3 separate regions of the Homo sapiens genome follow, and all the other regions are linked to region 2. The links are chromatin loops, found by intact Hi-C in ENCODE. Cell type or tissue: PC-3. All regions are shown on one strand. Region 1 overlaps UNC80 (unc-80 subunit of NALCN channel complex). Region 2 holds the start of PTH2R (parathyroid hormone 2 receptor). Region 3 overlaps ACADL (acyl-CoA dehydrogenase long chain).

Evidence for each region. A loop is a pair of places that touch in the nucleus more often than their neighbours do. Peaks named below come from ENCODE experiments on the same cell type or tissue, not always from the same donor. Only the 100,000 strongest peaks of a DNase experiment are listed, where the experiment ranks them.
Region 1: it touches region 2 in a loop (2.7-fold over the local background); 11 of 110 quality-filtered maps call a loop at or near these places.
Region 3: it touches region 2 in a loop (3-fold over the local background); 13 of 110 quality-filtered maps call a loop at or near these places.

What each region holds. Positions count from the first base shown.
Region 1 is chr2:209,957,455-209,965,454 of GRCh38, forward strand. It overlaps UNC80 (unc-80 subunit of NALCN channel complex), which reads left to right. Exons shown (of 65, transcript NM_001371986.1): 49 at 190-282; 50 at 1,665-1,700; 51 at 2,035-2,253. Among named protein-coding and RNA genes, the nearest start is that of RPE, 41 kb to the right of the region's middle. In PC-3, CTCF peaks have their summits at 3,752 (motif pointing left) and 3,962; a DNase peak (open chromatin) is centred at 3,757; H3K27me3 peaks cover 3,832 bases.
Region 2 is chr2:208,403,617-208,411,616 of GRCh38, forward strand. PTH2R (parathyroid hormone 2 receptor) reads left to right here and starts at 3,176. Exons shown (of 13, transcript NM_005048.4): 1 at 3,176-3,502. The coding sequence starts at 3,428. LOC105373855 (a long non-coding RNA gene) reads right to left here and starts at 3,030. Exons shown (of 3, transcript XR_001739862.1): 1 at 2,835-3,030. In PC-3, a CTCF peak has its summit at 4,283; no DNase peak of the experiment used is centred here; H3K27me3 peaks cover 7,751 bases.
Region 3 is chr2:210,191,638-210,199,637 of GRCh38, forward strand. It overlaps ACADL (acyl-CoA dehydrogenase long chain), which reads right to left. Exons shown (of 11, transcript NM_001608.4): 9 at 3,574-3,701; 10 at 1,167-1,253. Among named protein-coding and RNA genes, the nearest start is that of KANSL1L, 24 kb to the left of the region's middle. In PC-3, CTCF peaks have their summits at 4,019 (motif pointing left) and 7,727 (motif pointing left); no DNase peak of the experiment used is centred here; H3K27me3 peaks cover 925 bases.

The DNA of each region.
Region 1 (8,000 bases), 1.6 Mb after region 2:
GGGAATCAATGTTCTTTTAAAGTGCCTCTCAGAACAAACAGAAAAGCCCAAAGCTAGACAGCCTGTCTTTTGAAGACTCTAAAACTAACTTAAAACTTATGTGTGCTTCAGTAACTTGAGGATTTAATAAATGTTTCCATTTCTGTTGTTGTTGTTGTTTTGCTGTGGTGATTACTGTCATTGTTACAGGCCCATGACAGCCCCACAGATGAGCAGGTGTGACCAAGGTCATAAGGGAACCACCACAGCCAATCACACCATGTCGTCTGGGGTGAACACCAGGTAATTCACTGCGCCTTATTCTTCTATGGTCTCTCAATTTCATACAACCCGAATGTCAGCTGTTGAGAATGAAAGGAACCCTGAACATAGTCAATATTGAGTGTGAAAACCTCCAAGGAAAAGAAAAGAAGGTGAGAGTTTAGAGTTACAAGAAAATACCAAGGCTTCTTTTGAAATTGTCAAAGAGAAATCTAAACCAACTTCATAAATAGGCATTTGTGTTGTTTTGTTTGCTTGAGCATTCTAGATGTTCTCTGCCTCCTGGGTGGTCTTTGAACTATTCCAGTGTTGTTTCATTTACCTTCAACAAAAGGCAAATAAACAATAATAATCAGGAGGTGGTTTATCATTCCCAGGGCACTCAGAGTCAACTTACTTTCATCTGGACAGATTTTCTGCAGACATTTCATCCAAACTTTGACATATGCCCTCAAATGGTGCTTTTCATGGTTGTTAACTTAATCTCCTTCTCTTGTTGTGGTGTAACTCAGATACTGGCTATACTAGTTAATATTTTACCCGTTTCATTCCATCTGTGTTAGCTTTAAATATTCCGACATACACAAAAAGCCTAATTAGCTTCCTCCTACAAGGAAGATTTAAGATAGGGCAAACCCAAAATCAGCTTAAGAAAAAGTTCTTTTCCCAGTATGGAATAGTTGGCCTGGAAATCATAAGGAGAAATTCAATAATTTTTCACTCTCTCTGAAGCCTATTTTTAAGTGTGTATCATTATTCATGTAAAGTTAATTCCCTGCTCATCATATATATTCATATTAAAAATAAAACAAAAATAAATTCCAAACCCAGCTATAAATTGCCTGGTGTGATGGTTAACTTATGCCTCAATTTCCTATATTAAGGGAAAATGATATACTATAGCTTAAGTGATATTTAGGGACTTCTCTAGGCTCACTGGATTAAATGAGGGCTTCTAAAGAAGAAAGAGGGCTTCTAAAGTCTTAGTATCCATGAATCATAAAGCAATAAGTCTCCAGAACTGAAAGGAAGTCAGCCATGATTCTCCTTCCTGTCACTTAAGACAGAGCACATGGTATTAAAACTATAACTTAAATTTCAAAATGTCCAAAAATTTCTCTCATTTGGCTATATTCTATGAGTTTGTATATATTTTTATAATAGTCGTCTTTACCCAAATCACGCAACAATAAAACAACTTTTGCAGCAGCTATAATTGCAATATATGTGTTAGCCAAATGAAAGATAAAGCCTTTATGTTTTAGGAGTAATATATGTATATTTGTGAGCTTATCAAAATGTATAGCTTCAAGGGCTTTTCATATGAAAGTCGATAAGAAGCCCCAACCAAAGGACCCCGTTCTTGCTCTAATAGTTATGTAGACTGTTTTTCTGACTCCCAGGTACCAGGAACAAGGAGCCAAACTGCACTTTATCAGGTACAGAAAGACTTGCTCTAATTTCATACCAGTTCTGACATCTTGAGATGATTGCCTTTTAAGCTGGTTTATGGCTCTATTAGATTTCATTTGATGCATAACATACTATTTCTGGGTAAACCCCCAAAAGTGGGTTTACTACAGTTTGGGATGACAGTCTCTTCTAGGCTGCTAAGCTTTCTTTATCCTTCGGATGAGGTTCTCCTTGGCCTCACCCTACTGATTCATTAACTCATTAGGAATCTTATATTTTTCTTCAGTGTGATACCCTCTTCTCACAGCTGCTACATGAATACATTTTCAGACCCCTAGTTAATCTTTCACAATTTCCCAGGGAAAACCTTCATTTACTGGAGGAAGGGCAAGGCATTCCCAGAGAGGAACTGGATGAACGAATTGCTCGGGAAGAGTTCAGAAGACCCCGGGAGTCCTTACTGAATATTTGCACTGAGTTCTATAAGCACTGTGGGCCACGGCTGAAGATCTTGCAAAATCTGGCTGGGGAGCCTCGGGTCATTGCCTTGGAACTGCTGGATGTGAAGTCTCACATGAGGTACTGGCCTCGCTTTCCCTGCCCCAAGTGTGAACACAGCTTGGCCCATGTGTCTGAATGTGTGTGTTGGGTTGAGAGTGGGGGTTCTCCAGGAAAAACTCTTAATATAGAATGATTTGTTTCCGGTGACTTAGGTACACATCATACAGAACCCTCTGCTAAAGTGTGCATTAAGTCCATCAAACAGGATCTTAGCGTGGACAAGGGGAAAATGTTCTTAAGATAGAAAAGCACAGTTTATATATGTGCTTCTCAATAAAAGAGAAAGAAAGGGAAATTTTATCACCTGAATTCTTAGAAAAGTAGCCTTCTTCTCACTACTATTTACTGCCCAGATTCGAATTTTTCACAAGAATTGAATGTTTCTTCTCTGTTATTTTACATGAGGAATGCACAACTACTTTCTGCTTCTAGGGTCCCTAAAAAGCCAGTAATGAGCCCTGCAGGGAAGTAAGCAGTTTTAACTCAGCCAACTTGGCTTGGGCCTGAAATCCCCTTTATATAAACAGCCTTCCAACCGTTAAAAAAATGTGTCCTGGTAAAAATTCTGAACTAGATGAGGCCAGTCGTCATTTACATGTTTTACTCTTAGTGTGCTAGGGAAAGGCCCCAGAATTACTTCCCTGTGCACTCGTATTTCGTCTTCCTACAGAGATGCCATTTCACTTGAAATTCATGCTAAAGGCCGTATTTGTGTTTCAAAAGGAACGTGATTCCAGAGGACCTTCTATTCAGATTTGTAATTGTTTGTTAAGGGTGATAAAAATCCCTTCAAAGAAAAATGTCATGGGTAACAAAAGATTCACTTGGAAATTTTAACGTATCTATAAAGGTAAAAGTAGAGTTAGGTTCAGCCACTTCCAAATAACGTTGCAATTTCACAAAACTCACAGTTTCCTGGTTATTGCCTTTTTTTAAATTTAGAAAGTACTAAATGGAGGAAAATGAGAAGACAGAAATGTACAGTGAGCATAGATTCTTTTTCTTCCAGTGTAATTTCACATTCTTTGAATTGTGGGCACACACCCAGTACTGCCCTGGAGAACCCCAGAGCCTCACTGGAGTTCACACTCCCTGCTGTGCAGTAATGGGGAAGAGCTTATTTCACACTGAGAAGTTCAGCTCCTAGATGGGAGCCTTCAGAGAAAGGGGAGGGACATTTGGAGTGTTAAGGTACTGCTGTCATAGCAACTTAGGAATCTATTCAGCCCCTCCACTTCCTTTCCCGCTGGTCTTCTCTAGCTGACCTAAGCAATTCTGTGAACAGAGAAACATCACATTCCCAGAGTCAGAAAATCATTATGACCAATGGCCATTTTGTGAGAGAAAGGGAAAAATATTCCTAAAAGATGGATGTGTGTGTGTGTGTATGTGTGTGTGAGAGAGAGGGAGAGAGAGAGAGAGAGACTATGAGATAGTGACTGTCCCATAACCTGACTGTATTTATACTCTTCTTAGGGCATTTGGAGGGAGGGGACAGCAAGAGTCAGAGAGGCCTGGCGCTCCCTCTAGAGGCCAATACCTATTAAAGGTTAAATGAACTGGAAATGATTTAGCTCTGTGCCTGGCACAGATCTGGACACAATAGATACTAATGCTAATGAGAATGGTTCAAATACTATGTTAAACACTGGGGATGTAAACTAAGGTCCTGGTCTTCAAGATTATCACGGTTCAATGCAAGAGGCACATAAGAAAATAACTATGATACAAAGTTGTAAGTACTATAATCACATTTACATTTATGTATTATTATATAAAGGATTTGAGGAAACTCAGAAAATATTTGAAGGGAGAGTGTATACAAATTATAGAGTCAGGATAATGTGAAAGATTTTCAAGGAGTTAATTATTTTTATGATAAGATTAGCACGGGAAATCAATATAAGATCATATTAGATATTATTCATGAACCATAAATTTGACTTTCTTAGTTATCAAAGCAAAGAATGAAAAAAAGATTAATTACAAAATCATAATATAAATAAGTTAAAAACAAAACAGTTGCTCGGTGAAACAATACTTTTTTAAAATACGAAGAACAAGAAAAATCTTGTAGGGGCCAAGGGAAAATTTCCCCTTCACTCTCTGAAGGTTTGCTGAAAGTCAACTGATAAAAGGCAGATCATAATCAAAAAGCATGAAAATGTATTTGATCATAGTTTTACCTGACACAGGAGCCTTCAGGATGAAGACCCAAAAATACAGGGGAAGCTCTCCATTTTTGTTTAAGTTTAACAAAGTATGGATAGCCATGTATAAATATGACTGGACAAAAAGGGTATGATCCCATTCTAATAGACCAAGTGAGGAAACCCAGCATGGCCTGTATGTTTGGATTCTTCTTGGCCTCTCTGGTTAGCATTCCTTCCTTCTGGGAATGGGGCAAGACCCTTTCTGGAAAGGGGGCGTTGTTATGACCTACAATCAAACAAGATGGGTCAGGTAATTTCTTTATGGCTAGTTTTTACACAGAAAGATGGGGGAAATTTAGTGTAATATTTTTAAGTTTTATGGCTGGCTTCAGGAAAAAAGGTTCTGGTTTCAATGACTTGCTTTGAGGAAAAGGGTCTCCAGTTTCCATGGCTAGCCTTGGAAAAGAATGAGAGGCCACAGAGAGGAGGGCAGGAGAAGATCAGTGAAAAACCTTGGCTTCTGAGGTCTTCATTTTGGCGTATTGCTTTCTGAGCTTCAACAGTCTCCTGGTTGGTGTTTGTTAAAAGGGAAGAGTAGTATGATGAACAGAGTCCTCAACAACATCCCCATAGTAGATAAAGTGCTGGTTGTACATGGCTGGATGCCTGTTAGTATATAAAGTTGGCACAATGTCATAATGCAGTTCAGCAAGAGCAATTGATCTGAAGCCAGGATAATGTCATTCAAGAGCACAGCTATTTCATGGCCTGGATCAATAGGAGGGCAACATTTTTATTGCTCAGGGAATATTTAGACTAAATGCCCTTTATTAACGCAATTTCTCACAACAAGCTTTTGAAAAAGACAGGCCTGCCATAGTCTCTGACCAAATAGAGACATTCTGTGTTGCTGATTAGGGGCAGATCCAGATGCTTTGAACTTATACTAAGCAAAGGATGTAATTAAGGCTCTCCTATAAGTTAAGTGCGCACTTGAATATGTGTAAAAGTTGGAGCTTAATATATAAATTTGCGAATTGAGGGTAGTATTAAATCGTTCTTAAATTATAAGAATAGATAATGTCACCCAAGGATGAAAAGTTGATTTTTAAAAAGAGAAAGAGAAATGGGATGATATAAAAAATGCAAATGTTTGCCAAAATAATTTGAATCAAACCAACAAGTTAAGAAACATTGCTAAGGCAATCTATACTTCTGAATTTGCAGAATGTATGGTTGATTACAAGGCTCTTGAAGAAAATATTCTTGATTAGAGTCTCTGCCCTACAGAAATGTATTGCTTCATTTGTCCAACCCAGTGCTGCCAAAGCAGCTGGATAATAGAATCTGCAAATTCTCTCTCTTTTTCTCTCTCTTTCTCTGTCTGTCTCTCTCTCGTGTGTGGTCTCTATCTCTCTCATTCTCTTTCTCTCTTTCTCTTTTCCTCTCTCCCTCACCCTCTCAATGGGAAAATCTCTTGTGTTCCCACTGGGAAAGAACCATAGGAAAGTTTTTTGATTATACATGTGATAGTACAGCAAAGACTGTGGGAAAGGGAAATTTTGTTTTATGCACAAAGCAAATTTATTTTGTCACATGACCAGGAATTAGAGAAATTCAGGTAGTAATCCATAAAATGGCTCTTAAATTCAGCTCTACGTAGTCTTTGGAAGCTCAAAATAGACAGATTGATTATCTCACAAGCACTTCTCAATGTTATCTTTAAAATAATAAGAGAAAAGAAATAAGTGCATATAGATATACTCTTATTTGTCACACAAATAACCTGAGAAGTAAAGAATTATTTTCTGTATATCAAATTCATGAGAAAGAGATAAACAAAAGAATGTATAAGCTGTTTAAAATGATTTCTTTAAAACACCCACATTCACACAGAATTCCAGGACAATGTGAATATGTTCAGTTTGGAGAGAAGACAATGGGAATTAAGAGACAATAACTATTTCTTGATAATGAAGGGTCATGATGGAGAAGATGGATTGGATTTATGCTTTCAGAATTAAGCCTAGTAGGAAGAAATGAAAGGGAATTTGGAGGCCTAACATGAAAGGAACCTCTCACAGTGTGGACCTCCAAAGATGAAATAAGTTGCCTTGTACAGTAGTGAATTTTCTATCCATGGAGCCAGTCACATAAAGCAATTGTAGAACAATCTAAATAATCAGAGAGGTAGTGGCCTTGGCTGTGATTCCTAAACCAGGATGCCTATCAAAATCAGCTGAGGAGCTCTTACCCTCTAGATCCTTTCAAACAGTTATTCACTCTTCAGTTCTCTTGGAGTAATCACAATTTCTCTTTATTACAATGCTATAGTTAATATGTGAGACAAAGAATTACATGATATTACCACTGCACTACTCCTAATGCATCAGTGGATCTGTGCAGTGACTAAGAACAACTAATATAAAAAGAGTGACAACTAGGAATCCTGTACCTCCTGGCGGAAGTACACACCACATACACCACCTGCTAAGTACTCTTGCCAAAAATTCAAAACTGAGTCTGCAGATGTAGGCCCTGGATTTAACTTCCAATCGAATTAAATACAAAGGCAGTAGGATAGATTAAATTACACCGTGGAGATTCAATCAGCAAAATTCAGAGTGTTGCTACAGAGAATTTCTTTAATAAATAACAAGATAAGGCCGGGCGCGGTTGTTCACGCCTGTAATCCCAGCACTTTGGGAGGACGAGTTGGGCAGATCACAAGGTCAAGAGATCGAGACCATCCTGGCCAACATAGTGAAACCCTCGTCTCTACTAAAAATACAAAAATTAGCTGGGCGTGGTGGCATGCGCCTGTAGTCCCAGCTACTCAGGAGGCTGAGGCAGGAGAATCGCTTGTACCGGGAGGCAGAGGTTGCAGTGAGCCGAGATCGCACCACTGCACTCCAGCCTGGTGACAGAGTGAGACTCTGTCTCAAAAAAAAAAAAAAAAAGACAAGTACAGAAGGGGGGAAATCGACATATTAAAAGAGACTTAAGGACATATCAACAAATTGAAATTTATGGGCCTTATTTTTTCCTAATTTGTTAAAAAAAAGTAATTATGAGATAATGTGTGAATGTTGAAAACTGACTGAATATTTGGGTTTTTTAAAAAAGAATTATTTTTAATTTGTTAAATGTCATACTGTGTTGTGTTTAATTTTTCTGAGTCCATAAATTTGGAGACACATACTGAAATATGTCTGGGTAAATGATGTGATGCTTGGAATTTACTTTAAAATAGTCTAGGGTAGGGAAAAGGGGGAGTGTTTGGGGGTATAAGTAAAACAAGAGTCACTGTAGGCCAAGTACAGTGGCTCACACCTGTAATCCCAGCACTTTTGGGAGGCTGAGGCAGGCAGATTGCTTGAGTCCAGGAGCTCAAAACCAGCCTGGGCAACATAGCAAAACCCCATCTCTACAAAAACTACAAAAATTAGCCGGGCATGGGGCTGTGCACCTGTAGTCCCAGCTACTTGGAAGGCTGAGGTTGAGAGATGGGTATTTTGGGGCTTACTATATACTGATCTCTCTACCTTTTTATATGTTTGAGATTTTCCAAAATAAAAGTTAAAAATATACAGATTTCTGGGCCCAGACCAG
Region 2 (8,000 bases):
TGTGTAGCAAGCTACCCCCAATCTTAATGACTTAAAGTAAGTACAACCACTTACATAGCTCAGAAATCTGTAATTTGGACAGGCTCTTCTCTGCTTAAGTTGGTATCAACTGAGGCAGCTGAGCTTGGGTTAGAGGATTCAGTTCCAACATGGCTCATTCATAGGGCTGATGAGTTGCCACTGGTTGTTGCCTGGAACAGTGGTTAGGATTGAGACCTGAGATCTTCAGTTGCCTGCACTGGGCTTCTCTATGGGCGTCTCAGACTTCCTCACAGCATGGTGGCTAAATTCCAAGACTGAAAGGAAGTCCTAGAGCCTAGAAGTAGAAGCTGCCAGTTTCTTAAGGCCAGAGTTTATTTCCACTATATTCTATAGGTCAAGCAGTCATAGAGCCCATAATCATGGGAAGGAGACATAGGCCCTCACCTCTCAATGAAAAGTGTGTGTCCAAGAGTTTTGGGGGCATATTTTAAAACCTCTACAGTCAGAGAGTGTAAGGGGAGAACAGAGAGAAGAAGAACATTAAGTCTTAGGAGGACAAGCTTGAGTTGGGGCTGTTAGTTGGCTACTGAGAAGAAAGTTCTCATCTAATTATTTGAGAAACAAAGACAGAACATTGGTAATTTAACAAGTAGGGCAGTGTAGATTTAAGAGAGAGGAAATGGCATGGTACCAAGCACATAAGTCCAACTTCTTAATTTTCTTCAGGCTTTATCTTGACTGAGGTGGGCCTTGAATTTAACAATTTTCTTTAATCCTCAGTAGGGAAACTTTAAGATTGGCGATTGCTTCCTTTTCATTATTTTCCCTTAAGCTACAAATTAATTACTGAGTATTTCCATAATAGGCTTTGCATATTAATAATTATAAATGGAATGTAATAGTGTATATGAAAGTATTTTGCAAATACCAAGCTTACTGTCATTTGTATAACTGTACAGCTGATAAAAGTTTCCTCGACATTGTCATTATCTCATTTAATTGTTACACGGGCCTTATGAGGCAACTTGTTATTAGTAATAACAACCTTTCCTAATTAAACAGAGAGAAAGACACTTGCACACGAGCCACTGCACATCAGTTTGGAGTCAAGACAAAAACCCTCGCCTTGGGGAGTACCTTTTCTCTTCAGATGTACCCCGAGAAGTACCCGTGTTTGAATGGCCAGACTTCCCTGTTGTTATCTGCCTACTTCCTGAGTTCCAGTGAGAAAGCCCTCAGGACTGAGCTTCAGAGGGCTAAGTTCTTTCCAAATTTAACAGTCAGGCACTCAGAGAAAAGACTGCCAACCATTTGATGGAGGTGTTTCACATCTGAGTTTGATGAATGGTATTCCACCCTGGATAAACTGGAGAGATGCTCTATTTAATTGATTGCAAACCCTACTTTGATTTCTAAGCCTCTTCTATCAGAGCAGCCTTACATGGAGCTAAAGTTGTGATTTCAGAGGCATTAGCAAACTTTTGTCCTCCACCTCCCTTCAAAATATCTTTCCCATTAAAAAGATGGATTCTTTAATAAGTGATGTTGCATTAACTGGTTAGGTACTTGGAGAAATTGTTACATTACCTAAAAAATTGATACTTTAAAACATTAAATTATTTATTTAATGTTTGAAACAGTAAAATTATGAAACGGTAGAAAAGAACTAGAAAAAAGATCTGATGAAAAGATTTTCTAATTTTTAGTATGCAATTCCTTTCTCGCATAAAAGCTAAGGAAGAAATTATAAAAGAAAAGACTGCTAGATTTAGATACATAAATTTAAAAAACCCTCCGCACTGATCAAGATATTATAAATTAGGCCAAAAACAAAGTTGAAAAACATTTTGGTATTTATGTCAGAAAAATATTTTATATTGTAAACATAGACAGTGCTTTTCTACATAAATAGGGAATACTCAAACTTACCACAGCCCTTTGCCCATTCACAGACTATGATCACAATAATAATAATAATATTCATCATCACCAAACAATGCTAACGATACTAGCTAATACTTATTGAGCATTTCCTTGGACTTTATGTTTGTTTACTCACTTAACTTTTCCAACAAAATTTTGAGGGACAGCAGTGGGCTGAATGTTTATGTTCCCCCAAAATACATATGTTGAAGTTCTAGTCCTTAAGGTGATGGCTTATTAGGCATGGACTTTGAGAGGTGATTTGGTCATGAGGGCTCTGAGATCAGTGCCCTTATAAAAGAGACCTCAGAAAAATCCCTCATCCCTTCTGCCATGTGAGGTTGCAATGAGAAGACAGCAGTGGTCAATGAGGAAGCGGGCTTTTATCAGACACTGAATCTGCCAGCACTTTGATCTTGGACTTCCCAGCCTCCAGACTGTGAGAAATAAATCTCTGATGTTTATAAGCCACCCAGTTTATGGTATTTTGTTATAGCATCCAGAGCTGATTAAAGGAGGTTCTCGCATTTCTCCCATCTTACAATTGAGGAGATTAAGACAAAGAGAGGCCAGTATGTAATTTGCTCAGGGTTATGCAGCTAGCACATGGCAGAGCCAGAATTCAAAGGCTTTCTTCCTTCAAGAGGCAAGAACAAGAGATTTTAAAAGGTTGTAATACAATTGGCCAATGAATGTCTAAAATAGTCAAACTTAAAAATAAACTAAAAAAAAAGAATATTAGTTGTCTTTTTTTAATGCCAGGATTCAAAGCACAATACCACACAAAGAACTTTTGACCCACAAGAAATATATACATTATTTCTACTTAACACACACCGAGTATTATTATAATGGTTAGGAGAAAATGAATCAGAGCATTTTAGAGAGCTTTAGGACTGTCCAGCGAACAGCCCAGACGCAGGGCCTACCTGGCCTCGGGAGCCTTTAGCCATCTTATCGCTGTCCTCGGGGCCGATGGTCAGCGCACGCAGGACAGGAAGAAACTTCTGGATCACTCCTGGAAGACCCAGGGCGCCCCTAGAGACAGGGCCCTGGAACCCGGGACAGAGTGGAGGGAAGCAGAAACATTGCGAATCGGGGGTGGCGGCAGCAGCGACATGAGATCCTTTGCCCTCCGCCCCCTGGGCTGCGGGACCCAGTGACTTCGAGGAGGAGCGCGAGCGCAGCCGCGCGGGGCGCACCCGGATCCGCCTGGGGCGGGAGCCGCCCCCTTCCCGCCGCAGGCGGCGCGGGGCTGCGAGTCAAGTCCAGGACTCGGGCCAGTCTCTCCGGAAGACAAGACCAACCTCGCGCCGCGGCGCAGCAGCACGCGGGTTCTGAGAAGCGCGTGGCTCCGGCGACAAGACCCCAAGCACCCTCGGCCGGTGGCCCGGGCCCGACCACCCCAGCTGCGCGTCGTTACTGGCCACAAGTTTGCTCTGGGCCAGCCAAGTTGGCAACTTGGAAGCTTCTCCCGGGCTCTGGAGGAGGGTCCCTGCTTCTTCCTACAGCCGTTCCGGGCATGGCCGGGCTGGGGGCGTCGCTCCACGTCTGGGGTTGGCTAATGCTCGGCAGCTGCCTCCTGGCCAGAGCCCAGGTAAGAGCCAGTGCTCCGCGACACCTGTTTTCGCGGAGCCTCCGGCGGGGACTCAGCTTTAGCGACACGGAGGCCAGGTGCGCGCGAGAGCTCATTCATGTTCACACGTCCACAAACGCCCCGGCACGCACCGAGGCGTACCCGGCAGGTGCTGGCAGGCAATTAGTGGAGGGAGCTTCAAAGATCTGCTTTAGTGGAGTGATGTCCTGGGGCCGGCACTGTTTAGACCAGCATCCTGGCATCCGCAAAGTAAGGGGATATTTCCGAACAGCGGAGTCGTGGATCAAGAGTGTGAGGCTGGGAAGGTGAAGGAACTTTTCTTACTCTTAAACTCCGTGGTCCCCATTTAATTAATCGAAATGACTTTTGTCTGCTGGTAATTTACCATCGCTTTTGAGAATTTAAATTTACAGGATCGATTGTGACCACTATCTGAAAGAATAATTGGCTGTCTGTGATACAGAATCACATACATTCAAGTTAGGAGACAGAATAAAAATACCAAAATACAGCTCATTTGTTAATGTTAAGCGGTGGCTGTCACTTTTGTACTGCTAATATCATTTAGAGATTTTCTGGGCGATCTTTCACAATGAAGCCTCTTTAATGTGCAAGGCACAATTCATACGCACTTTTTTTTTTGAGTCAAATCAAATGTAGGGTTTACAGTCAGCTTTTCAGATGAGCTAGAGAGATGCGTGTAGTGGTGGATGTTATGCAGTTCAAGAGCCCTGTGAATTTAAACCGAATCAAGGTATTTCTCTCCGGTTCGGTAGGGGGTGCACCTAGACCGTCAAATGAAGGCCCAATAAAAAATTATTTCACCGTGAGAATTCAAAGCAGTGATTTATGTGTTGATACTGTCTAAACTTAATACTATGTTCTCGGCTTTCAGATGACTAGTTTAAATTTCAATTATTCTAAAAGTGCAGTTTAAAAAACCTATCTGTTAAAGTCATAACCAGAGACATTAAAACTTAAAGGGGATTTCTAGGCTAGGTGCCACGCTAAAAGTGGGCTTTACTTAACATGACCAAGATGTTTCATGTAGATTTATTTTGTTAATAAATAAATTTTGTTAATAAACTAAACAATTTGTGTGTCATACATTGACTAATAATATTAGCAATGGATAGCTGAAAGTAAGATACACTTAAACCTGAAAAAATTCATCAAGTTACCAGAAGGAATATGAATGCATGGAAAAAAATTTGGTGATAAATTTCCATGATCGTTATAGAACTCTGGTAATCTCTACTATACTTCCTACATTTTTATCTCATAAGATATTTGGATAATATGCTTAAAAATGGCATCTTATATACAAGAGGCAACTGAACTCTAACCGTTTATTTTATTTAGTGTTCTAGATTACTTTTTGTAAGGAAATGGGGAGGTATTATTTAGTACAATAAGAAAAAAAAAAGGCTTGGTGTGGTGGCTCACGCCTGTAATCCCAGAACTTTGGGAGACGGGAGGATCTCTTGAGCCCAGGAGTTCGGGGCTGCTCTGAGCTATGATCATGCCACTGCACTCCAGCCTGGCAACAAAGTGAGACCCTGTCTTGAAGGAAGGAAAGAAAGAAAAGAAAGAGAAGAAAGGAAAGAGAGAGAGAGAGAGAAAGAGAGAGAGAGAGAGAGAGAGAGAAATAAATAATAAATAAATCACCATGGGATTGTGGGCAGAATATTTTCTTTTGCTTTCAATAAAACAATCAGGACATTGAATACTTCTATAACTTTAAACCAGGATTTCCCAACCTTGGCATTGTTGACATTTTGGGACATATATAATAATTCTTTGTTTTGTTGGGGGTGGGTGTGTTGTCCTGTATATTGCAGAGTATTTAGCGCCACCCTGTCTCCTCTATCCACTAGATGCCAGTAGCCCCCCTCCCCCTAACTGAGACAACCAAAAATGTCTCTAGATGTTGCTGTACATAGTTTGGAAGGCAAAATCACTCCTGGTTGAAAATCATTGCTTTACACGGATTTCCATTTATATCTATAGATTATGAATTGCATAAAATGACAGTTTGTGGTATTATATTACATTTGCCGAATTTTTGACATTTTAAAGTCTGGAGGTTAAATTCAAGTGATTTACATTGACAAACTGATACATTTTATGACCTTCAGTTTCTTCATCTTCAAAAGAGTCATATTGGGCTAAGATTCTTTTAATTCTATAAGTCTTGGTTTATTACTTTTAGGTTACAGTCATTCTCTACTCTGAAATTCCATTAGTTAACCTGGAGTATAATAGAGACTAAATACATTCTGGGTATTATTTACTTCAAATATCAATTGCTGATATTATTAGCTTAAGTATGAGAGACAAGGTATTTATGAAAAATGAGGCTGGCTTTATTAATTTTTTTAGCATACCCAGTTAATGATGAATATATTGCTAGCTAACACAGATATTTCAAAAAAATTATAACATATTGATAGAAAACCAAAGGGAACTCACCCAGGCAGAATGAGCTTGTGTAGAGTAAATATTTAGTATTCAGTAAACACTGGATCACACCATAAAATAGATGATATAGACCAGTGCTCATCAATTGTTTTAAGGGTCTCTGTGGTTTCTGGTTGGTAAAGATATACTTTTGTCTCAAAGCACAGTTCAAAACCCGTGCATTCATACATCATTACAGAGCCCAGCAATGCATTTTCTATAGTCAGATTATCACATGGTAATGAGGACCACTATATAAACATGTTCAGTATTTTCTTTACTGTGTTAGTGGATCCTCCTGGTAACAGACTGTAGGATGGAATTGGGGTGCTAGAGGTTTATTAGGGGAGGAGGTAATGCTTGTGAAAGTTGAAAGGGAGAGGGAGAAGGATTGGACAGGGGTAACCTCAGACCGGCAAGCAAATCTGACAAAATTTTTTCCAACTCAAAGGAGAACCTTGGGGGAAAGGTGCCCATCAGAGGAGTCCCATGCTGCGAAAAAATGGCCAGGTCTTAGAATTCCTACTGTTGACCTTCCAGCATGAAGATTCAGAGCCTACTAGAAAATCAGAAATCTCTTTCTAGGTGTGGAAAAATGGTAATCAGTAATGCTACTTGCCAAGTACCAAATACTGTGCTAAGTACTTGATTCTCTCATTTAATTATCACAGTAACTTTATGAGATGGGCACTGTAATTGTTCACATTTTTATAAATGAGAAAATGGGGCTATGAGATGTTAGATAATATACTCAACTCACACAAGCAGCCATGATTTATACTCTGACTTTTACCTCTGGGGCCCACCCCTCCTACTGGTACCCTCATTGTGGAGATCAGCTGGGCACTGCTTAGTGACATTATGTATACACATGTCCTCTGTCCCAGCAATCTCCGCCCCGAGTCTCTATCCCAGGGAATTTCTCACCCAGGTCTATAATGATTCTTGCAGTAATTCTGTGGTGTTAGAGAATTAGGGGCAATCTGGGTGTTTATAATGGGGTATTGTGTAGCAATAAAAAGCAATGGCTTAAATGTGCACAAATCAGCATGGACAAGATCGTAAAAACAGGATAACATGTGACAGAAACAATAGGATATATGGTATGATATCATTTACATACATTAAAATACATGCACATAAAACAGTAATATATGTTTTATGAACATATTCAGATAAAAGATTGTGTGTGTGTGTGTGTGTCTTACATAAATGCTTGTATATGGGAGGTAGAGAAGTAGGAGTGGGGTATAGACATAAAATGGGATAAATCAATAAATCAAGTAGGCCTGCACTCTGCATCTCAACGCATGTGTTAATTACAAATTGTGGTGATAATAAACAGAACTGTCAAAACTATTACTGATGGAGTTAAGAATGAGGACAGCCGGGCACAATGGCTCATGCCTGTAATCCCAGCACTTTGGGAGGCCAAGGCGGGCAGATCACTTGAGGTCAGGAGTTCGAGACCAGCCTGGCCGACATGGTGAAACACCGTCTCTACTAAAAATACAAAAATTAGCTGGGCATGGTGGCACACGTCTGTAGTTCCAGCTACTTGGGAGGCTCAGGTGGGAGGATCGCTTGAACCCTGGAGGCAGAGGTTGCAGTGAGCTGAGATCATACCAAGTCCTAGAATATAGGCAGCTTCTCCAAAGTGGAAACTAGGGACTGTCTTTGGCAGAATGAAATGGAAACTCAACATTTGATTATCTCTATACTGTGTTTATTGCCACAAACACTATTGTAGTTAAAGATAAGAGAGTTGGTTTGTTCTCATTCTTTTCTCTTGACAACGAGGACTATTTCCATTTGTCTTCTAGTTATAAGGAAGCCTTAAATCCCTGAGGAATGGGCTTCCTGGTGGCTGCATTAATTGTGAGTAGTCTCTTCAGCCCTGGTAGACCAGAGGCAGTGAGATGGAAGGGTCCCAGGTGTGGCTCTTCCTTGCCAATGCACAGAGAGTAGGTTTCATATTCCCAGAACTTCCTCAATTCTTTGTGACAAAATAAAATATTTTCAGCAGGCATTCATGCAT
Region 3 (8,000 bases), 1.8 Mb after region 2:
TAAATTTGAAATCATTAGGCTGCCAGTTTGAATGTAGGTTTCATAATTTTTCCCTTTAGATACTTTATATTAAGATAATCTTAAAACATTTTTAGAAGCCTATAGCATTCTTACTCTCAGATTCAGAACAAACTGAACTTTTCTGTATAAATAAAAAATTTCCTTGGGAAAATTTTCTAAACCAAAATCATTGCTAAATAATCAGAAAAATATATTTTCTAGGGTGATGAGGAAAAAAAGCTATGGGGAGACTTCTGAGGCAAAAGACTGTTAGGAGAAAAGGAAATTCTGGAGATTGAGGAAGAAATATGAATGGGGACACTGCCTATTTACAAATTAGTACTGCTTCAAACTGATAAGAATATTCATATATGATAAAAAGATATATTTGATTTCTTTCAATTTGAAGGAAATAAATCTATTTAGAAAGAAGATTTTTAATTTTTTTAGAACAAAACAAATAATCAGATATTTAAGATATGTGACAACTTAGATCCTTTTCATATGCCAGTTAATTTTTCTGTATTGCTTTTTTTTTTTTTTGGTTTTAAAAAAAAAGTAGTATTTGGCCGGATGCAGTGGCTCACGCCTGTAATCCCAGTACTTTGGGATGCCAAGGCAGGCAGATCACTTGAGGCCAGGGGTTTGAGACCAGCCTGGCCAACATGGCAAAACCACACCTCTACTAAAAATACAAAAAAATTAGCCAGGTGTCATGGCACGCACCTGTTAATTCCAGCTACTCTGGAGACTGAGGCACAAGAATTATTTGAACCTGGAAGGTGGAGGTTGCAGTGAACCCAGATCATGCCACTGTACTCCAACCTGGGTGACAGAGCGAGACTGTCTCAAAATAAAATAAAAAATAAAAAAATTAAAAAATTTTTGAAAATACTATTTGTCCTTCTACATAAGGATTCAAATAAAGCCAAGGATCAAGCTTTTGTTTATTGGTCTCTTTACTTTATTTAAGAAAAATAAAATCCTAGTAGGGAGTTGATAAAAAAAAAGCTGTTTCCATTTGCTTGAATACATTTTGTCTGTATTCAGCTGAAAAATTCAAAAGATTGCACACCTCCTTTCCCTCTACATTTGATGTACAAAGTAAAGAAATTTTCCTTTTTCTTCACATCATAAAGAAGAGTGTATCAGAAAACTATACTTACTTTGCAATTGGGTACTCCCACATGTATCCCCAACCTCCATGGAGCTGTACACAGTCGTAAGCTACACTATTTTGTAACTCAGATGCCCTAAATGACCAAAATAAAAGGCAGAAAAGAAATGTTTGAAATGGATTTTCATGAGGTGCTTCAAAACCAGAAAACTAATTATTTACAATTGTTTAAATGTGCACATTTATTAAGCAATTAGAACGGCATATTAGCTAAGCAAAGAAGATAAAAATTACATATGAAATATATTTCAAGAGAATTTTCATATAAGAGTACCTTTTTCATTAATTATATTTCTTGCTAGGTTTTTGTTAGGCTAGAAACAAAAGGTAGAAAACTCAGATGATTAGATTTTGGCTATTTGAGGCTAGAAAAACATGCAGTAAAGACTTGAATATGTTCTAATTTATTTGGATTCTCTATATGATCTAAATTACTCAGCCACCTAGTTCTTTTTGCCCTTGTAATATGCATTTTTTCTCCAATGATGTCACTTTCTACTTGAAGATCACGATTCTGAATTTCAGTATAAAAAAGCAATTTTTTAGGGTTCTGACTTTTCAGAAATAAATTGAAGATAAAAGTGAAAACCTAAGAGGGCAGACTAACAAAGTATATGCTATCATATAGGAAACATTAGAAAATTATATAGAGATTATTATTCCTGAAGTGTATGTATTAGTATTATATATAATGTTTGTATACATAAACATGCAGTGCTTGAGAAAAATTCTTTTCTGATAATATCACAATTCTATCATTAAAATTCATGATAGAGATTTTATTCACCTTAACATAAAAATACATTAGTTCAAAATTCTTTTCTACTTATTTTTCTTTTCTTTCTTTCTTTTTGTTTGTGAGTCTGTTTTAGTGATGGAGTCTCACCCACTCTAGGGCCTAGGTTGGGATACAGTGGCACAATCATAGCTCATTACAGTCTTGAACTCCAGGGCTCAAAGGATCCTCTCACCTCAGCTTCTCAAGTAGGAGTTACTACAGTGGCAAGCTACAGCACCCCACTACTTATTTTTCAATAGTGGGAAGCATAAAGCAAAAATAAGGGTAGATACTTCTTTTTATTTAAAATAATTTAAAACTCAGACCATACGACAGGTGAGGATATTTCTAAGCAATATATTAACAATATAATTATTAATAGACAAGACTTTGGGGACAATAATATTTGGATTTCTCTAATTTTTTATATTTGGCAAGTATTTTAGTGAAATATTTACTGGGCTATAACTAGTTGCCTCCTGTGTTTCAGTGTGAAATATGAGCATGTGTATAAACCTGAGGTTTTCAAATAACAAGGTCAATGGCTATCCAAACTTCTCTTTTTCCAAAAATATGTAAATTTTTTTTACACTTTTTGCCACTAGTCAAAGAACTTCTTGTAAATGTAAATATAAAAAGTCTCCTCAAAAGTGCAAGTTTCTGAAAAGTAATTCCACATTATTTTTCAACCTGGCAATTTTGTTATTATGGGATCATTATATAAAGCACAAAATATTTCCCCTGTTCTACCTGTGATTGAACTGAACACAAGTTAATGAATAATGACAGGAATTTATTCTAAGTTACTCTTGGGCTAATGATATGGGAGAATGTTTGTTTTTAAAAAGAGGAAACCAAATCTACTTCCAGAATCTGATTTAGACTGTATATTCTAAAATCTTAAAATATACAAAAGTCTGACATACAGGGATGTTTTTTCATTCAACTCATCTTTAACACCATTGCTAATAATCTTTAATTCAAATCGAAGTCTTTCTAAACTTAATAGGATTTTTATTCTCCTTTCACTTAATAGAGCCTGTGAAACTTTGATTGGACAGCCAGTTCTTCCTGAATTTTTTCTTAAAATTGGAAAGCACCTTAAATAGAAAAATCCTGTCCAACTTAGTCATTTCACAGATAACAAAAACATTTTCCTGGATGGAATTAAGTTTAATTATAGTTATTTAATAAAAGAATTTGGACTCTATCTCAAGACTCCTAAGTTTTACTGTTCCCTTTCAGCCTCACTATACTGCCACTCTTCAGATAATTTGAAATTAAACTATTACTTGAATGAATGAATCAGTCATCCTATCAATATCACTCTTCATTTTCCCACTCTTAATATTTTATTTTCAATAGCAAGTTAAGAATTAAATACTAACTTTGCTTGCCTATTAGGATAAAAAAATTAAATACCAACTTGAAACATTTTTAGCACATTATACATATGCTTAATGGAACTTTTTAGCATTTTTTTTTAAAGTGGAGTCTCACTTTTATTTTTCATTTCACAGATTTCTTCCTTTAAGACCCTCAAGGCTGAGCTTAAAATTGGCAGAATTCCATATCAGTCTGAGCACACACCGCACTCTAATTACTGTAGCATGCATACCAATATTTCGCCATGCAAGCAGTGGCGGAGTCCAAACGTTTCGCTTCATGCAGCTGGAGACAGTTGTCCACAAATGCTCGGGTTACACATATATGTGTTTTTAATTCTGCTAATTTATGTTGCACTGTCTTGAATTTAAAGGAAATAAAAGAAAAAAGTGAGCATGGTAGAAATATAAACTTCAACCCACTTAACATATCAGAAATTATACAATAAAAGATCTTTAGGGCAAACAAAAGTGGAATTGTTGGTTTTTTCCTCCATAAAAATGGCATTTGTTACCAAATCAGCTTAAATTTAAAACTCACTATATTTCAGTGCTAAGGAAATTTGTACTAAAAGATGCAAAAATAGTTTAAAACATAAACAATGTCTTGTTTCAGATTGTAAAATTTAGACGAGGCAAAATTCTTGAAAAACAGCATGACTTTAATGTGTGAGCACCATCTTGTGGTACAGTTATTTAGGTACAGCCGTTGAAAACACCTGTTGCTTTTTCCTCCAGAGATTAAATCCTTGAAGATTTTTTTCTTTATTAATGAAATTAAGTATACAGATTTTGCTACTCTGCTTCTAACATCTGGAGGGACAAGGGGTTTCTATATATGTTCATAAACATCAAAATATAAGGTATTATTTAATATTGCACAGTATTTAATCTAGATCTGTAGAAAGCAATAGAATAAAATCAGAGTACTAAAGAGATCAAAATCCAGTACCCTCATCCTCTTTCATCCCTTCACATTATCCCTTCTGATATGGTTTGGCTCTGTCCCTACCCAAATCTTATCTTGAATTGTAGCTCCCATAATCCCCACATGTTGTGGGAGGGACGTGGTGGGAGATAATTGAATCATGGGGGTGGGTTTGTCCCATGATGTTCTTGTGATAGTGAGTAAGTCTCATGAGATCTGATGGTTTTATAAAGAGTGGTTCCCCTGCACACGCTGTTTTGCCTGCTACCATGTAAGATGTGCTGTTGTTCCTCCTTCACCTTCCGCCATGATTATGAGGCCTCCCCAGCCATGTGGAACTGTGAGTCCATTAAACCTCTTTTTTTTTTTTTAATAAATTACCCAGTCTCAGGTATTTCTTCATAGCAGTATGAAAATGGATGAATACACCTCCCGTACCTCTCAATAGCTTGTTTAGCAGTCTCTAGCTTGGACTGAATGGTCTGGGATTATCAATGTTAATATAGCTATGTACCTACCTCCTCCTACTGGCCATGGACAACCCATTAGCATTTTTGGAAATCATTCTATTTAGACCATTCTCAATTGTTGCTGACTGTCCTTGCTTCAATCAAGCTTTATTTCATTCCTGACTCTAGGCTCTCACACTCTGAACTTGGAGTGTATATCTGTTCTCTTTGGCACTGACTCTTGAGCCTCCCTCAGGAAATTGGCTTGAACTTGAAATACTGGGTTCCCACTTTGGGTAGCTCCAAAAGTATACTCCATTCTAGTTGATTTCTTAGGTCCAAGGCCCAGATATGGTCAGCTGGCCTATCTTCTTTGTGAAAATTCAGATAGAAACAGTTCTGATCATTCTGCTGTGAAATGAGTAAGAACTTCACTGTGGCTAATAGCATATACATGGAAAGTTACAGGCAAAGGTGGTGCAGTGAAACTCAAACTAGAAATTAAACACATCCCACCTAGGTACTACCAAGTCCAAAGCCACAGCTGTGTTCTCAAAGGAGGGTGGTGGGACACATTCTCAGAAGATACATGGTCTGCTTTTAATGCTGGCTACAGCAATTCTCAAGTTATAAAACTGATTCTTTCACTGTCATTGTTGGTTGGGACAGTTTTGATACTTACCATTTCTGGAAAAGAGTAGAATGGGAGTGTAAAAAGACCCAGGACCAAGCAAGACCAGGGTGTATCAGGTGGAGTAAAGCTCTGAGGGGCAGATTCCTTACAGGTATATCAACATAACTACTGTGCTGATGAAAACTCCAACTGACTGTCTTTCCCCTGGTTTTATTTCACCCTGTTCTAGAAACAGAGAATGTAACTGGCATCGAATGATTCCAAAACTAAGCAATGAGAAGGTTGGCACCCCACTCCTTCCATCTCTGTATTCTGGCCTCTAGTTCTGAACATGCTGGGTCACATCAAAACTTTCTTCCCCGCTTATTGTTTCCCTTAATTTTTTCTATCTCCATTTCTATTCATCATATATTTAATTAGGTCAAATATCTACCCTTTAATCAGCACAAAGTTTCCCACTCCCAACCCACACATTGAAGTTTACTCTTAGACAATATAAAGATGGAACAAAAAAAGAAAAAAATAGGCAAATAATCTATATATCGAAAACAGATGAGTATTCCATGAAAATCCCTGAAGATGGTTTCTAAGCCTACTCCTAGTTTAGTTCAATGACACTATGTATGACACTTTATTTGGAAAATAAGGGTGGATCCAACAAGTCTCAAGATATTTTTTTGCCTACATGATGCCACATTTGGGAATTTATGCACTGTCTTTACAATATGAAAGAGTAAAGATATCTAAGCCTGATTCTCTCATACAAGAGTCATTCCTTTGTAAATGCTGGAAACTTCTAGAAGCTGAAGTAAAACTTCAAACCAGAATGGAATGATTTAGAATTCTTGCATCAGTGCATTCAGTGAAGTCCAGAGGTCTGAGAGAATAATGTCTCCAAGAGTACATAATTTACTCTCTGAGGATAAAAAGATTAAATATTTACATATTCTTGCCATTGGGTTGAGCGTTACTAAACAGATTTGGTCTTTGCTTTTCACTGCAGACACTGCATTATGCTTTCTGAAATCATCCTCTAATCAAAGGCAACTAAAAATTAGACCACACATTACTAGTCAAGTGCTCTTAGTGAATGATCGACAAGGTCATAGCAGTATTTTTAAGTCATTTATATTTGTTAATAAATAATACTGCAGCTAGCATTAAAAATTATTCTGAAGTTACTAAGTGGGCTGGATGGAGTCTTTTTCAGAGTTCTGAATGACAGAATTCTTAGAATTATGGAAATGGAGAACACCTTGGAGAGGTTATCTAGCCCAGTATTCATTTAAACAACAGCATCAGTTGCTCTCACATATTATGGTTAAAATATAAAATGAAACACACTAGGTTTGCTATTTGATAGTTAATTAGTCCCATGCTCAAGGTCTTAAAAACTGGATATTCCCATTTTAGACACATGTCAAGAAGAAGTATTATTTTTTTCCTCTCTATTCCTCTCCCTAATTCTTTATGCCCTTAGAATTAAGAACACATACCACACAGGAAATGACTAACCAAGAGCTCTCATTAGATTAGAAAAAACATTCCATTTTCACTTCGTTGCCCACTGAGTGAAGGAAATAGGAAAAGAAAAAAGGCCCATCTGCTTTGCACTTCTGGGCAGTAATAACAGTATATAGGTAAAGAGTGTAGGTTCTGGAATTAGAATATATGTGTAATTTGGGGCAAGTTACTTAACCTCTCTATACCTTAATTTCCTTAACTGTAAAATAAAAATAATTAAAATACTTATATAGATTTGTGAAGAAAAAGAATGAGACCATTCACTTAGCAGTGTCTGGCAGATAGGGAGCAGTCAAGCAATAATATCCATTATTATTTAACATCTGGATTTTACTGTTTTATTGTCTATTCCGCAAAAAACCATAAGATCGACATAAACTATGGAGAGCATAGATTTTAAAAATCCTAATAATTATTGCTACATCCATACGTAGGTTTCTATTCTAAAAAGAAAATAAATTTTGTGACATGCATTTCAACTGGTCAGAAAGCCCCAAAATGTCCAAAATTCAAGGATAACAAAGAGAATGGAAACTGAATAGTTATATAGTTATAAAATGACATGTGGCCAAGTATATTGTAACATTTAAAGCTCTTCTATTTCAATTGAATAACTAGATCCATAGTGTACCCAGCTCTTGAATACAAGGTATAGGTATGTACAGTATCGGTTATTCATCATCTCTGAATATACTCCTAGCTTGAAATATGAAAATATTATTCAAATATATTTATTTAGATAAAATAGGAAGATCAGAAGACATATCTCAGAAATCTCAGAACATATAAACTTACTTGGAAAACAATACTACTAGCTATCAATAATGTGACCTGTGGAAGTAGAATGCTACTGCCACCTACTGAAAGTTTAGGGAACTAACTTTGAAAGAAGGCAACAATAAAATGATACTTCTTTAAAAAGGAATGATTAAAGTTATTTATTTTTTGCTATTAAAATACAATAAATATATATTTTAAAAGAATATTTTTCCCCTATGAGAAAACAATATGGACCACTTTCCTATTTCCTTCATGGTTAAATGTCAAATTACATGCCTTCTGAGCCATTCAGGCAATCTGGGTAATAATATAGTCATCCTTGTTGTAATCTAGTATTAAGTTCAT